Regions from separate parts of the Mus musculus genome. Here region 2 is linked to region 1. Evidence: chromatin loops called from intact Hi-C (ENCODE). Cell type or tissue: heart. All regions are shown on one strand.

Region 1 (8,000 bases):
AGGACTGAATTTTACTCTCAGTGTCAAGAAATATGCAGCTTCTATGGCTGGAGATGGCGAGGCAGTTAAGAGCACCTGCTGCTCTTGCAGAGGACTTGGGTGAGGTTCACGGCACCCATACTGTGGCTCATGACCTGTAGCTTCAGTTCCAGGGGATCTGACACCCTTCTGTGGCTTTCATGGATACCAGGCACACATGCAGTGAGCTTACAATACACACATACAAACATTTAATTATACACATAAAATAAAAAAAATAAATAAATCTCAAAAGAAAGGAATGAGCCGGGTGGTGGTGGCAGACGCCTTTAATCCCAGCACTTGGGAGGCAGAGGCAGGTGGATTTCTGAGTTCGAGGCCAGCCAGGACTATACAGAGAAACCCTGTCTTGAAAAACCAAAAAATAAAATAAAATAAATGAAAAAGAAATGAATGTACAGTACTGCTCCTGATTTACATAAAACATTTGTCACCAGACATATAACAAAACATTTACTCTAATTACAAAGACTTGTCTAGTGGCTGATTAATCAAAGGAGCATGTTAACTAAAGGCAGTGGCAAAGACAGAGCGTGAGACTATAAAAACCAAGGAAAGCACTCTAAGAAGAAAAAACTGACAGCACAGACGACAGACTCTGGAAGCTGGCAAGGGGACTGAGTGTGCGTGGCCATTCTACTAACACTCGTGGGAGGACCTACCTTCTGTGTTACACCGTCCTAGAGCTGATGTCCAGCAGAGAAGAGGACAACAAGCCTGTCTCTCCTTGGGGGCCTGCCATTCTGACAAAGTAGAGGGAACACAGAAAAACTATATATTGGATAGTCGGTGAAATCAAAACGTGCAGAAGCCCCTCTCATGGGTGCCTGAACAGCCTTGTAAGGAAACAGATATTCACAGATGTTCTCAGGTTATGGTGACATTTCTTAGTGTGTGCCCAATCCAACATACCAGGGGTCCTAAGAAAAGAGGCAGACATGGTGAAAGTGCCATGCAATGATGGAGTCAGGTTAGTGATGTGACTGAACAAGCAGTGCCAAGGAATGCCAAGAATAATAGACACCTGGAGGAAAGCAGGAAGCAGGGTAATTTTCCTTGTACAAACCTTCTGAGACATCATGGCTGCCGACATCCAGAACTGTGGAGGAGCAAACTTGCTTTCTGAGTGCCCGAATCAGTAAAATCAGGGAAAGAAATGGGGAAGCTGTAAGACCCAGTGTAAAAGCTCTGGGGCAGGAGTGTGCCTCACACTTGCTGCTGGTGCGTATGAGGTTTTGGGACAACCTGGAGAAAATGGGGAAAGACTAGGTGGAGTCTGGCAGGTTAGCAAGGCTGTTACATTTTGATCAGTGAGAGAGTAAGCTCCAGTAACATTCTGAGGCGATAGACGATCTGATTTCTTAAAAGTAACAACTTAAATATGTATGCATATATGCGTGGACATATCAGACGCTGGGATCACCGGCTGAGTGGGTTAAAAATTAAAGGGGGCAAAGGAAGGAATATGGGGAAAACACCTGGGAGACAATTTAAAAACAGACCAAAGACGGAGGTGACCAATGAGAAGAGAGGCAAGAATTTGTCTTTGGACAGTAGCAGAGCCAAGAGGAACGAGGGACGGAGGAGGGCAAAGACTTTTGCGCTTTTGCCCAGATCCATTAAAAATTGAGTTCAAACAAGAACTGTTTTTCTTTCCCGTAGTATTTAACACAACACACTCTGGGACAGGGCTTCAGGGCTTGCGTGTACTGTTTGCAATCGTCCTGCCTTGGCCTCCCAAACGCTGGAATTACAGGCACTCGTGACCACACACAAAGCATAGGCTCTGCTCATTGGCTGTGATCTCCACATACACCGGTGGTCAGAAAACGCCAGAGATAAAACATTCATTCGCATTAACGCTACTGACTGAAGGCAGTAAGCACGCTACCTGGCCCTTACTTCCACCTTGGTACAGTGTGAGAAGGGCCAAGTACTTGGTAAGGTTTGCTCCACGGTGGTACAGACCACGAGGGAAGCAGTTCTCTTATGCTCAAAATTAGCGGAGCCCGGATGCAGAGGCCCAAGGACGGCAGAGGCAGAGCGGGCACCCGCTGGGCTGGACCCGCACACCAAACGCACAGGACACCAGAGCTGCTTCCGGCTTCACGGGCCGTGGCGCCCGCACGCGGCGCATGCCAGAGCAGGCGCGTTTGGTGGAGCGCGTTGCGAGCGACGGGCCACGCGTGGCCGGCTCTGCCCAGTCACTCCACCGTACAGAGCACGCGAGGAGAAGGCGGGAGGGCGGGGGCTCGACCCGGTGCAGTCGCAGCGGTTTCGTTTTCCCAGGCGGTCCGCGACCGCAGCACACCAGCCGGCGCGGAAACTTCCACCCGGCACGCTGGCGTGTCTGCGCACGCGCAGCGCGGCCCACACAGCCCAGCGCCGACCCGCACCCGCCCCTCCGGCCCCGCCCTGTCTGTCTGGTCTGCATGCGCCCGCGCCACTGTCTCTCCGCCGCCGCCCGGAGCGCGCAGTGCGCAAGCGCGGTAACCAAGGCGGCGCTGTCTAGTGAGGATTTGAAATCCCCGCGCGTGCGCACTGCGCCGCGGCCCGCGAGGGAGGCCGCGCCCCCGCGCCGCCGCCCCCGCGCCGCCTCCCCGCCCCTCATTGGAGCTGAGGCGGCGGCCCCCATCCCTCTCCGTTCCCGGCCGCCGCCGAGGGCGTCTTTCCGCCGCCGCGCCGCAGGAGCGCCGTGACTGACTGACGGCCCGACGCTCTGGGCCCGCCCCCTCGGCCGGTCACCGCCCCTTCGATGGCCTCTCCCTGCCGCCCGCACGCTACGCCGCCGCCGCCGCGGCCCCCTCGCCCTCCCCGCGCCGCCTGAGCCACCGGGACCGCAGCTGCGCCGCGCGCCCCACCGAGCGCCGCCCGCGCCCATCCGCGCGCACCGGAGCGCGGCCCAGGCCCGTCCGTCCGTCCGTCCGCGCGGCCGGCCCGGGGCGCGGCGGGGCGGGGCGCGGCGGGGGCGGGGCGCGGCGGGCGACGCGGGCCCCGCGGGGGCGGCGCGTGGATGGATCCGCGCGTGGCCTGGATCCAGCCGGAGCAGAAGGGGCCGGCCAATGCCCTGTGGATGCAGATCTGGGAGACCTCGCAGGGCGTGGGCCGTGGCGGCTCCGGCTTCGCGTCCTACTTCTGCCTCAACTCGCCGGCGCTGGACACGGCGGCCGCGCCCGGGGCGGCGGGGCGCGCAGCACCAGCAGCAGGAGGCCCGGGGCCGGCGCCCGCCGCCTCGTCCCCGCCGCCGGCGCCCGGCCCCGCCGCGCTGCCCCCGGCGCTGCTTACCGCGCTAGGGCCCGCGGCGGACAGCGCAAGACGCTTGCACAAGTCCCCGTCGCTGTCGTCGTCGTCGTCCTCGTCGTCGTCCAACGCCGAGTCGGGCACCGAGAGTCCCGGCTGCTCGTCGTCGTCCTCCAGCAGCACCTCGCTCGGCCGCGCCGGCAGCGGCCGCACCTTCTTCAGCTTCGCCGACGGTGCTGCCCACGCACACCCGGGCCCACGCGGCTCCACGCCCGCCGGCTCGCCGCCGCAGCACCAGTTCCACCCGGGTCGGCGGAAACGCGAGAACAAGGCCAGCACGTATGGCCTCAACTACCTGCTGTCGGGCAGCCGCGCGGCCACGCTGAGCGGAGGGGGCGGCCCCGGGGCCCAGGCGGCGCGGCCCGGCACGCCGTGGAAGAGCCGCGCGTACAGCCCGGGCATCCAGGGGTGAGTGCGCCCGAGCCGCGGGGCTGCCAGCGGCGCGGGCACTTTAAAAACTCCGTTGGATCGAGATCCACCAGGCAGGGGGGATTGACAGTTCGGGATGGAGGCCTAGGGCTAGACTAGAAAGTGGTTCCTTTCTTTCCTCTGCTCCAGGGCAGGGAAGCAAGGGCTGGCTGTCAGAGTGGGAAGCGTTTACGCGTGTTCTTTCCTGTAGGCTAAATCCTGTATCTTAGTGTAGTGAGGTTGAATGTAAAAAATTTTTGTTCCCTTTTTTTGAGACAGTAGGTTTTTGGTATTGGTGCAGTTTAGCCATCAAGTGAGGTTTAGAAGTGGAGTCTTGTGTGTGTTGAGGTTACCTCGTACGTTTTAATTTTGGGCAGACGTTCACAGAAAGACCGTCACCTGGGGTTTCTGAAAACCACCTAATAGTACTCAGGTTTTTTTCCTGTGAACTCACAGGAAGGTGTTTTCATTTAAAAATTTTTCCATAAGGCTCAGAGGACCTTAGCGGTTTAATGTCCCCAATGACAGCAAGGTGGGGGTGTTGGTCTGGAATTGCCCCAGGTGAGACTTTTCTAGTATGAAGCTCTTCATTCAACCTATTGGTTGAATTTCTGAACATCTAGAAACAAAATAGTGGTTGTGTAGTCTCAAGACTGGTGAGCTTGATTTGCCTCAGTTCCTGCCGCTCTTAAAGGGCGTCTAACCTCCCCCCCTCCCCCTCACTCCAGGGAGCGACATCCCCAGTTCAAGTCCACCCGGGTGGTTGCTAGGCCCTGGGACTCCTTTGAGGTAACTTCTTAGGGGGCTGTTTGCGGTTTGAGGTCTGTGGGGAACACGGATACTCTTTAAGGGGTTGGGGGTGTTACATAGAAACAGTTGTCCCCTCTGCAACTTGTTTCACCTGCCTTGGATCTTTGGGTCGGGATTCTCCAGCATGCACTACAAATCCAGGAGGAGCCTGGTTTCTTCTGCCAGTTCCCCCGCAGTGCTTGCTTGTAGAACTTTGTGAGACAGGTGTGGCCGTGGACCTACGGGAGGTTTCTGGATTGTTACATAACTGTAATGGACATGGTGTCTGCCGGGAGACGGATCCTAGCCTCTGACAGAGTTCCACTTGGGTACTTAGGCATCAGCAGCATGATCTGCCCCTCGGTGAGAGTTGTGTCCCTTGATGTGGTCTCTCTGGTGGTCTGTAAAGCTGGTCAGCCTCTGTGTGTTCTTCTGTGGCGTTTTGTTAGTATGTGTGCCTCTGTGGGCTAGGTGTGCTTTTAGAGTCTAGCATGGGTGCAGTTGGCATGGGTGGCATGTATTTCTATTGATCCCACAAGCATGGTCCCTTCTTTAAATACCCTCCCTTCCTGGTACAGATGAACATTGCCACCTGGGTATTCATACTTGGCTCCTGTCACCCTACTCCCAAGTCTGTAGTTCTTGATTAGCCGCTGTCCCCCAAGTCTGGGTCTCTCTTCCTATGTCAAGCACATTGTAACCACTCTCTGGAGGAGGATGCTCAGGCAGTCCAAGACTGGGGTCTTCTGTGCACTGTGGCCTAGCCTGTGTCCTTGGTCAGCAGGGTCAGTGGGATGAGGTTCTACCAGCCCCCAACTTTCACGAGAGCCTCCATTACTTCCCCCACCCACCCAAGAGAGATGAAGGCCTGACTCGGTGGTGCTTGGGCTCTGCCACTCTTCTTGCCTGAGCCCTGCCTCAGAGCCCCACTTGCTCACTTTAGGGTTCAAAACCCAGCTAGAGTTTAGCGTTGGATGCTGCCTGGTGACTCTTCCTTTTCTGTCTAGGTGGCATGTGTTGAATGGTGACTCCTGGAGGAGGAGCTTGCTAACTGGCTTGGCATGTGTGCGTGAGAGAGTGCCTCCTGAGAGGGTACCTTGTCTGTTTCCTACTGTGACTGACCTCTCGAGGGGGTGGGAAGGAATTAGTGAACGGGCACCAGTAGAGCTGAGCCCTATATGTTAACAGTAAAGGTGGCTCCAACTATTGCTGGTTGCTCTCACGTGAGCTGATCTTGGATGGCAAAAAAAGGACCTGTCTGAAGCTAGTCTTGTGCTGTGTGGGGCCAGCACCAAGCCTGGCTTAGCAAGAGACACAAGTAAGGTTAAGTGTTGGCTTGAGCGTGGCCCAGTTAACAGTGAGGGGGCCTGTTATGTTAGTGAGAGGCTGCTGAGCTTGCTTTCTGCTGCTGGGGACGTGCCTTTGGGGGACTCCGCAGACCTCCAGAAAGGGTGAGTGGTTTTCTGGTGGGGTGAGAGTCTGGGTCTCTGCCCAGGTGGACACGGGGCACTTGCACCTTTCAGCTCTCTGGGTGGAGTTTGCCCTTGGAAACTGCTAGACTGCTTTCGATCCCGGGTAGGATGAAGAAAGCGGACAGGGCTTAGTGTAATGAGCTTGGGGAGGAGAGAAGGTGAGCCCTGCTATGGGAGCTCCCCTGAGCCCAGCTCTGAAACCTTCCTTGGGACATGGCAGGCATAATGTCAGATGTGCCTCTGCATGAGTTTCTTGCTTAGGATGGAGGCAGGCATGGGCAGGCTCTCTGGGTCCTCCCTCCCCCCTTTAACTAACTCACTGTGCCTTCTGAGTCCTTAACTCTGACCCACAGTGTGATTCCTTAGTCCTGGGCAGTCTCAGTGGCTTTAGAAGCTGCTTTGGGTTAAAAGTAAAGAGCATTCCCCTGGAAGTGAGGATTGGAGTGTGGTCCTGACCTCCCTGGTGTCTTGCAGGAGTGCAGATGGACAGGGGAGGCCCCAGCCCTTGCATACACCTGCAGCCCCATGACTTGAGTTGACTCTGAAGGTTGTGTCCTCCCAGGTGTGCCTACAGTGGGCAGCTTCTCTGCAACTCTCTTCACCATAGTTAGTCTTTGAATGTGTCCTGTGCCCTTGGCGACAGGAGTCCCGTTGTCCGTCTGAAGCCGGAGAAGCCTCCAGTGTCAGCAGTTACAGCTTGGCTGTGACTGATGGTGCTCTCAGGGCTGTGGGGTGATTCCCTCCCAGCTCCATGACTGCTCTTTTTGCTGTTCTCCTGTGAGGGAGTCAGAGCTCGGTGGAGCAGCCAGGTTCCCTCTCCTGCAGCACAGCTCCTGGCTGTTCTGACAGAAGCAGATGGCCTTTCCTCAGAAGGCTCCATTGGGAAGGCACAGGTGAGGGCCCAGTGGGTTGTGCTGTGGAACACAAGTGTAGTCACTGCTATCTCCCTCCCTGTCTTCCAGTGAGCATCAGGGGATGCACGGGAGGGAAGAGGGAATCAGGGAAGCTGTAAACCCCGCCTGTGCAGGTGACAGTGGCATAAGAGGTTTCTTTCACAGAGATGCTCAAGGTTGAAGAGGGAGATGAGAACAGTATACTACACAGAGCTTGTTGTCATATGGACAGTGTTACCTCCTGTGCAACCTTCTCCAACTAAACAGCACCACTCTCTTGTCATGGCCAGTCTCCATACAGAACTGGAAAGGCTAGTGAGATGCTGTCCCGGGCAGCTGAGGGGAGTCCCGGAGAACTGCTGCACCACGGCTTGCTCAGGATGGAGAGCTGATGCTGGGGAAGGCTGCCCAGGAGGACAAGGCCAGTCTTCTCTTAGACTAGAATATTAAGCAGGCTGGCGCAGTCCTTTGGAAAAGAGGCCCTAGGGTTGGGGAGGCCTTGGGTTTGGTTCCTAACACCAAGGAGAAAAGCAATAGAAACAAAGAAACAAACAACCATAAAAATAAAAATGGAGTCCCTGAGTAATTTTGAAGAAAAACCATCTAATGCTCATGCTGTGTAAGTTAAGGAGGGCGGGCATCCGGGTGTCCTGGCGTCTGGGTGTCCTGGCGTCCTGTGGCTGGGATATTTGGATGAAGAAGCAGGGCTGCTTCCCCCTTAGAAGCAACACACCTGTGGCTTAAAAGTAATTTTTAAGTAAAAAAATTTTTTTAGATTTTTTTTCATACTGTTATTTACATATTTGATTCTTGTGTATGTGCTTATGTGAGTTTATGTGCATCACATTTACAAATGTCTGCGGTCGCCAGAAGAGGGCATTGGATTCCTCTGGACGTGTAATGACAGGCAGCTGTGGGCAGCCAGATGTGGGTGCTGGGAACAATCTGGATTCTCTGCACGTGCTCCCAACTGCTGGACAGCCCATCTAGCTCTTTAAGTAGACATTTAAAAGGAAAAAAAGAAAATATGACTTTAAGACTTGTGCTTCAAAGTCTTGGTTATTTTTGATGACAGATGTGAGCTTTTGGGCATCACCTT
Region 2 (8,000 bases), 950 kb after region 1:
CTTTACCTGGGGAAAAAAAAAACAACTATTGGCTTGGAATGTTGGCATGTAAATGAGGGATTATAATTATAAAACCACCCAGCTACTTCCGGAGCAAGCAGTCTGAAACGACACTGGAGCTCTCAGTGTAAGCAGTGCCTGACCACATCCCAAGTTATACATCACTTCTTAACCGCCTCACCTTGCAGCCGCTGAAGGAAAAAGGGGCTGAATAGTTTTGACATGAAGTTGACGGGATGTCGCTCAATCAGCGCACATGAATGAAGGAGCCTCAGTAGCATCTTTGGTGGGAAGTGATGTAAACGGGCACAGAGCACATTTTCTACCTTCCTAAACAGGGCAGGGGCGTTTGGTGGCACGTAATTGAGCTTTCCAAATGGCTCAATTAGCTCGGCAATCTGACTAGGTGAAAGTCTGTCCCACTGGCAAACAACGATCTCTGAGACTACGTCGAAGATGGGCTTGGAGAGAATCCGTTTCCTGCTGCAGTACCCCATCACGGAGCTGGCCACAGCGGGGTCCAGGGAGAAGCACAGGGCGGACACATGTTGCTCTAAGGCCTCTGTGAAGAACCTGTCACTGTGTCCGAAATAGACAAACGCCTCCAAGACCTTCCTGAGCTCTTCGTTGGTAAAACGGGGGATGTATCTCACAACGTACTTGCCCAGCTTTATAAGCAGTGGGAGTGCGTGAGTCTGGTCCAGGGCCACTAAGGCGGTGAGGACATGGCTAATGGATTTAGGGCTCAGGTAGGGAACTACTGAAATGGAGAAGTTGTTTAATGTGTTTAAGAACATCTGGTGTTTGTCTACTTCTTCAGGACACACCTGCAGAATCCTATAAACGGACGTGATCTCCTCTGGAGCAAATGTTTCCACACTTTTACTTTGAAGTTGACGGACAACCAGCTTCAGGGTCTCACAACTCGCACCTTGAAGCATGGCCAGACTTTCCCCAAGGACACAAAGATGGTGGACTTCGAGGTTGCCTCTTTGGAGACGACGTTGGCATTCTGCCACCAGGCTCAGCATCAGGCTACTTTGAGGATCTGCAGGCAACAACGTAAGCAGAGATTGCAAAGCTGTCACCAAACCAGCATTGGTCAGGTGTGAGGGGTCTCGCTCACACCGGAGGCAAAGAGCCTGGAAGGCACGGTTCTCCAGCACTCCTTCTGGCAGCCTTTGCTCACCATCCCTCCTCCCTATCTCACAGATCCTGAGTAGAGCTGCCATTGCCAGAGGGACAGGCAGGGTGTCCAGGGCACTTATGAAACTCAGCACTTCCTCAAAGGAAGTGAAGTAGCTTAGTCTCCTGAAAAGCATCTCTTCATCCTCGTTTTGAAGACTCTGTCCTGGCTGGTTCCATTCCTGCGCCTGGGAGGACCATGGCTCGCCCACGGGATGAAAGTCATTTCCCTTTTCTGAGTGGAAGTTTTTACAGTATGCGTGATGGAATCTGACCCTGAACAGCTCAGGTTGTAGGGAGCAGAAGCACACACTCAGGCGATCTGTGACTGCCTTTGGGGCATGACTGGCAGGGTGAATTTTCAGAGCAACCACAGCTCCAGGTATCCAAAGAATGGACTTATGACAAAAGGCCCTCCGCAGGGTGATGAACGCCATGCCATAGAATTCACAACATGTGACTTAGCATAAGAAAAACAAAAACAAAAACCATGGTCAAATGCTGAGAAAGACAACACCAACGCTACGAAACTAAGAATGAGTATCCCATGACAAAGATTAAAAAAAAAAAAGAACCTTGCAAAAATATTTTAAAAACCAAGGTTTACTTTTCCCACCGAGCCAGGAAACAAGAGAAAGCCTGGGAAGGGGGTCCCCACTCTCCTGGTCCTGATTGCCACACCCAATTGGCTGACACCCAACAGTTGCACCATAACTAGACAAGGCACCGGTAGAAGACATGCACACCCCTTTCTAGGCAGTGTCACTAGGTTTTTTTTTTTAAATGAACTATGCCTTATATCTAAACTCCTTGAGTCCTATGTGTATGTAAGGATCTCAGATTAATGTTTTACCACAACGTAATTCCTCTTCAAAGGCCATGTTCTATGGACAAAGTGAAGGGTGTGCACCAAGGCATGTCTCCTTTAATATGTTTAAAGTTGGCTGCTGATTAAATAGCCCCCCAAACCCCATAATCCTATACATAAGTTACTACTCAGGCTTTCAGGCTTACGCGTCTCTTCAGTTTTCAAAAAAGGCTATTTTTTGAGTAATCAGAACTCATTGACCTTGCTGCGCTCTGGCTCATTCTGAAATTTCTTTTCAGTGGCCCTTGAACACCTTAGTGTTGTCGGGTAGACTGAAGCATCATAGGGCTGACTTCCTGTGGCTTCACTGTGTCTGGGCGAGATGCTGGCTCCTAACCCTAACTGCGATCGCTGCCCAGCCCTTACTTTAAGTCCTGCCTATGGGCTAGGTTACTGTAATTCAGTTCGTCTGGTTGACGCTTTTCCCGCTAAGGACCCTGCAGCCCAAGGAAACCACCTCTGTGTACAGTGAAGCTGGGCGCGAAGAGGAAGAGCTGGAATTCAGATTCTACCTCCAAATCTCGACACTCACGTGATGGGGAAAGGGAACGTCAATGTTGATAATTGCGAGAGAGGAGGAGCAGCCGACAAGATTCAAACTCCGGGTATGAGCCGGGCAAAGCATGGTAATTCGCGCTGAGAAGCTGGGCTGGGGCTCACGCACAATCACAGAAAAGCAAGCGGAGCAGGGCAACGGCGGAGGCAGGCGCCGCGCGACCGGACCGGAGCCCACGGAGCACGAGTGGGGAAGCCCGGGGGTCCTAATCCCGAGACACTTACCGAGCGGCTCCAAGCCGCACCCGGGACAGGACAGACACGGAGCTTCCGAGCCCTGGGAGCGTCCGTACACGGACGCTGCCCCTTACCTGGAGAACATTCCGGCGCGTGCGCGGCACTAAGGCCACCCACCCACCCACATCCGGCGATCAGCGATTGGCCCAGGTCCGCCCGCATGTCTGTTGGCGGTCGTGCGGAGCATGCGTGCTGTGCCGCGCGCGTGCGCAGTGCTCCCGGACTGTGCCTGTCGGAGGAGAACGGGGTTCCGCGCGGGAATTCGCGCCTGGAGGTATTCGGCGGGGGACGGCGGGAGCGACGGAAGCGGTGGGGGAGCCGGGACTCGCGCCTGCGCAGTGGGGATGAGCCGCTGAGTTTTCCGGACCGCGGTGGGGTTCACGGGGAGCACTTGGGAGGCGGACCGCGGTGGGGTTCACGGGGAGCACTTGGGAGGAGTCGGCTCCGCCACCTTTCCCAAAACCTCGTGAGCTCGCACGTGTCACCCATTGGTCCTGTCGAGTCTGTGGCAGTGCTTCCCGATGAACCTTTGAAGGGTTTGTGTCCTAGCTCCCCAGCGGATAAGCCACAAGTGCTTAGAAACTAACTAGAGTTGATTCACTCAGGAAAAGATAATTTTATATAGGCCGGCTACCACTCAGCGTTAGCCACTGGATAGAATGGCGGAGTGTGGAATCCCAGAGCCCTTTATCTTCTTTTTCTCTTGGTTATCTCCGGGGTAAGGCATGAATTAGAAATACCGTCTCTGTGTAAAGTCCATGTACGCTGACTACTGATAGATGCAATGATGCCATCTTTGATGACGACCAGTGCTTTGATTAGGATCTAGCAGGAAACACGAACTCCCCAGTTTCACGTGAACATTGTACAGTTACAGTTTTGGTTTTTTAAAGATTACTTATTTATTTTATATATATGAGTATACTGTGGCTGTACTGATGGTTGTGAACCATCATGTCGTTTCTGGGACTTTGAATTCAGAACCTTTACTTGCTCCGGAGGATCCTGCTCGCTCCAGCCTAAAGGTTTATTTATTATTATATGTAAGTACACTGTAGCTGTCTTCAGAGGCACCAGAAGAGGGCGTCAGATCTCATTAGGGATGGTTGTGAGCTACCATGTGATTGCTGGGATTTGAACTCAGAACCTTGGGAAGAGCAGTCAGTGGTCTCTTAACTGCTGAGTTACAGTTTGTTTTTGTTTTTTGTTTTTGTTTTTTGTTTTTTTTTTGCTTTGTTTTTAAACGGCAGAAACAATAGCCTTTGTAAGCGACACTGTGTTTGAGCATGGCTTAGCCCCTTCACCATTCAGGCTTATGATCCTAATTCAGAGTACAAATGGGCAGAAAGGCAGATCACTCCTATAGTTAGGCACTAATGAATGACAGACACTTGCAAGACCCAACAGTAGCTAGAAATCAAGAGTGGGTTTCACGCCATCAGGGACAATTCAAAAACGTCACTTTTGTATACCTCCTGTCTTAATTCTCTCATACTGCGATTCGTTTAAAATCAGTGCTAAGGAACAAGTTTAGAGAAGGCTGTTTGAAATTATGTTTGGGTGTCCTGCGGGCTACCTGCTTCATTAAACAGTGTACCCCTTTCTTCCTTTTGTGGTTTTTAGTCTCACTGTTAGAGTTGCAGCTGATGACCTGAGGTGATGAGAAGGTTTTTGTTACTTTATGCTACACAGCGAGGACAGGCAAAGGCCATAGCAGAAGAAATAAGTGAGCAGGCTGTGTCACACGGGTTTTCCGCAGATCTTCACTGTATCAGTGAGTCAGAAAAGGTAAGAGCAGCTATTCCTGTGCATTTTCCTGTACTTTGTTGTGGAATGAGGCAGTATACCCATTTTTTGTTGCAGGGGGTTTGCCCAAGCTAGCCTTGAACTCACATTGTAGCTTTGGAGAAATGAACTTTGGATCCTCCTGCCAACTAGCTGAGTCTAAACACAGAATTATACATTTGAATTAGGTTTAAAAAAAACCTCACAGCCTCATTGCACTGCAGCCCATCTTCACTAGGATAGCTCCTGTTGCTCCTCGGTTCTTTCATTGTTTTAAAGTGTGTTTGTTTATTGGGACAGAACAGGGCTCTTTGTAGACCAGGCTGGCCTTGAACTCTAGAGAGCCACGGGCCTCTTTTATCTTTGTTTCTGCCTCACCTTGACCCTGTAAAACCCCTTTGCTCATGTTACTTGTGTGTGTGTGTGTGTGTGTGTGTGTGTGTATGTGTGTGTGCATATACCTACCCATGTACTGCCTTGCTGCTCAGCGTGTCCCTTGACAGATAATGGGCCTGTTTACTTCTCATGTTTTCCTGAAATACAGAATTCGATAACAGTCTGGGGGTAGATGGGGCTTTTCTTGTGTGCCATGTGGAGGGAAAAGTGTTAAACTCTTCTGACCTCCTGGTGCCATCAGCGAAAGTGAACTAGCCTTTGAGTTACTGGGCAGCGTTATTGAGGCATCTAGTCACAGCACTGTTGACCAGGATATGTTTACGGTAACTCGGCCAGAAGAAAAATTAGAAGGAAGCATGCAAGACAGGAGAGTGGGTTCATTGCCTCCAGTTGCTTTGTCTTGATCTTGCCAGCGTGTTAAATCACAAATCTGCACTACTTACTGCATCCTTGTTTTGTAGTATGATCTGAAAACAGAAACTGGCCCTCTGGTGATGGTTGTATCTACCACGGGTACAGGAGACCCACCTGACACAGCCCGGAAGTTTGTTAAAGAAATACACAACAAGACACTCCCCACGGACTATTTTGCTCACCTGCAATATGGATTATTGGGTAACTGACTGTTTCCCTTCTACTATATGCAGTTACTACTTTGATATATGAATATATCTTTCAAAATCTTGAAATAAAGTTGCATAGGCCTTTTTATTTTTATATAACTATTACATCTATGTAAAATGTAGAATTGTCAGTCATTCTCCAATTTGTCTTAATTCTCTCATACTGTGATTCGTTTAAAATCAGTGCCAAGGAACAAGTTTACCCCAGAGCAATGCTCTGATCTCTCCTCCCTCTGTCCTGGGTGTGTCTGAGGGGTCAAACCCAGGGCCTTGCAGTGAGGGGAGCACTTTACCACTTAGCCACACCCCAAACGCTGTACAGAACCTCTCCAGCAGCCTTGGAACTGTTTCAGAATGTTTACTAATGTCTAGGCCTCACTCCAAACCTTCTAAAACAGAGCAGCAGTCTTTGAAGGTGCAGACACTTGGTATATTTCATTGTTTAAGGTAACAGCAGGTCACAAAACCAAGTTATGTTCTTCGGAAATGTTCTTAATTACGTTCTCTAAGAACCTGACTTCAGCCTTGCGGTTTTCAGTCGCTAGCGCATTAGAACCCGCAAGGGAGTTTTAATAACTCCTTTACATTGACTTGCCCTGCCAGCAGTGACTCTGATATGAACAGGAAGGACCTGTTGTCAGTAGTTAGCTCAGAGTGTAATGCAGCTTGCCACCAAGGCTAATGACCTGATTTCAGTCTTCAAGAGCCACAGACCACAGATCCTGCACTTGCCCTACGTTATACCATGGTGTACACGCGCGCGCGCGCGCGCGTGTGTGTGTGTGTGTGTGTGTGTGTGTGTGTGTGTGTGTGTATGTGTGTGTATTTATATATACAGAATAGATTTTAAAAAATAGAGGGACTATCATAGAAAACTATGATAACTAGAGAGGCAGCGGGGGTCCATGTAGTCTGTGTGACTCATTTTTGATAACTATGCTTGGGAGAGTATCCAGCACAGATAACTGACACTGCTTAGATTCTCCATTCGAACCCCAGCCACAGTTTGGTGTATGTCTAAGTAGTGTTTCGGATGTTCTTCAAGCTTTCTATAAAGATGACATTGAAGCCTGACCCAGCCATTCTAGTCAGTGATGTTCCCATGTATGCTCCCACCTCACCTTCCCTCCGATGTCATGTCACGGAGACACTTTAAGTTTCCAATTCTGAATTTTCAAGTGGATGCGAAGCATTAGCTTTCTCAGCATACGAGACAGGCGCAGTTCTTTAACTGTCCTGACAGAGGCTTACTCAGCATCTGCTTGTCTTGCTGGTGTGCCAAGGCCTGCAGGTCAGAAGTGGTGAATACAGCTGGATGAAGATCAGTTTTTGAGGCTTTGTAGGTCACATGGTATCATAGCTGCTGGGTATTGTTGTGGCTTCGGAACAGCCGTGGCATGTAAGCAAGCAGATGTGGCTGTGTTCCAGAGAAGCCTCCCTCACACACACAGACTGTGTTTGGTTCAGAGACTGTCCTTGGCAGCGTGTTCAGAGTTGGGAAAGTGTGCGGAACAGATACTGTGTTTCAAAGCCAGCGTTACCAGTTATTTCAGATTCCTGTATAGTTAAAGTAATTCATGGAAACAGAAAGATTAAATACGTATATTTCTTTGACCCGTGGCCTGTATTTGTTTTGTGTCTATCTGGTGCTTTCATGATAGAAACACATTGCATACTTACCACTGCTGGGACAAATAAGGAAATGTGGACCTATACATTATACTTGATGACTATCTTATGAGTGTGGGGTAGTATTAAGAAATTTTGTGTCACTGTCTGTCATATGATTGAACCCTCCTTCTCCCTAAGTGTGTATTTGGGTTCTCCAGGCTTGGGTGACTCAGAATACACATACTTCTGCAATGGAGGGAAAGTAATTGATAAACGACTTCAGGAGCTTGGAGCCCAGCGTTTCTACGACACCGGACATGCCGATGACTGTGTCGGGTAAGGGCACCGCACGTCTATCTTTTCAGTAAACTCTGCACATGATGGAAGTTGGTTAGCTTATAAACACTTGCTCTGGTTTAGCACTGACAGTCTTCTAAGAGTCTTTAGCTCTGGGACCCAGGAAGGTCTGATGACTAGAACCTGGTTGGCCTGTGTCCTCCATCTTCCATGTCCCCCTTCTAGCCTCCCAGTATCTGCTAATGGAATAAGAGAAGCCCCAGCACAGCTCACATGTGTCTCAGTATAGATGTATGTGTAAGAGTGAACATTTTCTCCGGCCACAGTGGTATCACCTCTATGTCTTCTCTCTGCCCTACACACAGGGGTGCTGTTTGCATCTCCTATAGTGGGACAAGCCCTGCAGGCTGAGCATCACTGAACATGGCTTGTCTTGGCTGTCT

The links. Peaks named below come from ENCODE experiments on the same cell type or tissue, not always from the same donor. Only the 100,000 strongest peaks of a DNase experiment are listed, where the experiment ranks them.
Region 2: it touches region 1 in a loop (4-fold over the local background); 5 of 42 quality-filtered maps call a loop at or near these places.

Annotation. Positions count from the first base shown.
Region 1 is chr13:69,529,235-69,537,234 of GRCm38, reverse strand. Tent4a (terminal nucleotidyltransferase 4A) reads left to right here and starts at 3,371. Exons shown (of 13, transcript NM_198600.2): 1 at 3,371-3,747. A930018O16Rik reads right to left here and starts at 2,920. Exons shown (of 1, transcript XM_011244606.3): 1 at 1,784-2,920. The coding sequence starts at 2,920. The coding sequence ends at 2,039. In heart, CTCF peaks have their summits at 2,241 and 4,245; DNase peaks (open chromatin) are centred at 2,474 and 3,664; H3K4me3 peaks cover 5,784 bases; H3K27ac peaks cover 3,052 bases.
Region 2 is chr13:68,577,184-68,585,183 of GRCm38, reverse strand. Mtrr (5-methyltetrahydrofolate-homocysteine methyltransferase reductase) reads left to right here and starts at 3,015. Exons shown (of 15, transcript NM_172480.3): 1 at 3,015-3,119; 2 at 4,469-4,633; 3 at 5,488-5,641; 4 at 7,479-7,596. The coding sequence starts at 4,505. It overlaps Fastkd3 (FAST kinase domains 3), which reads right to left and starts at 2,974. Exons shown (of 7, transcript NM_027123.5): 1 at 2,834-2,974; 2 at 182-1,645; 3 at 1-6. The coding sequence starts at 1,622. In heart, no CTCF peak of the experiment used is centred here; a DNase peak (open chromatin) is centred at 3,043; H3K4me3 peaks cover 2,224 bases; H3K27ac peaks cover 1,784 bases.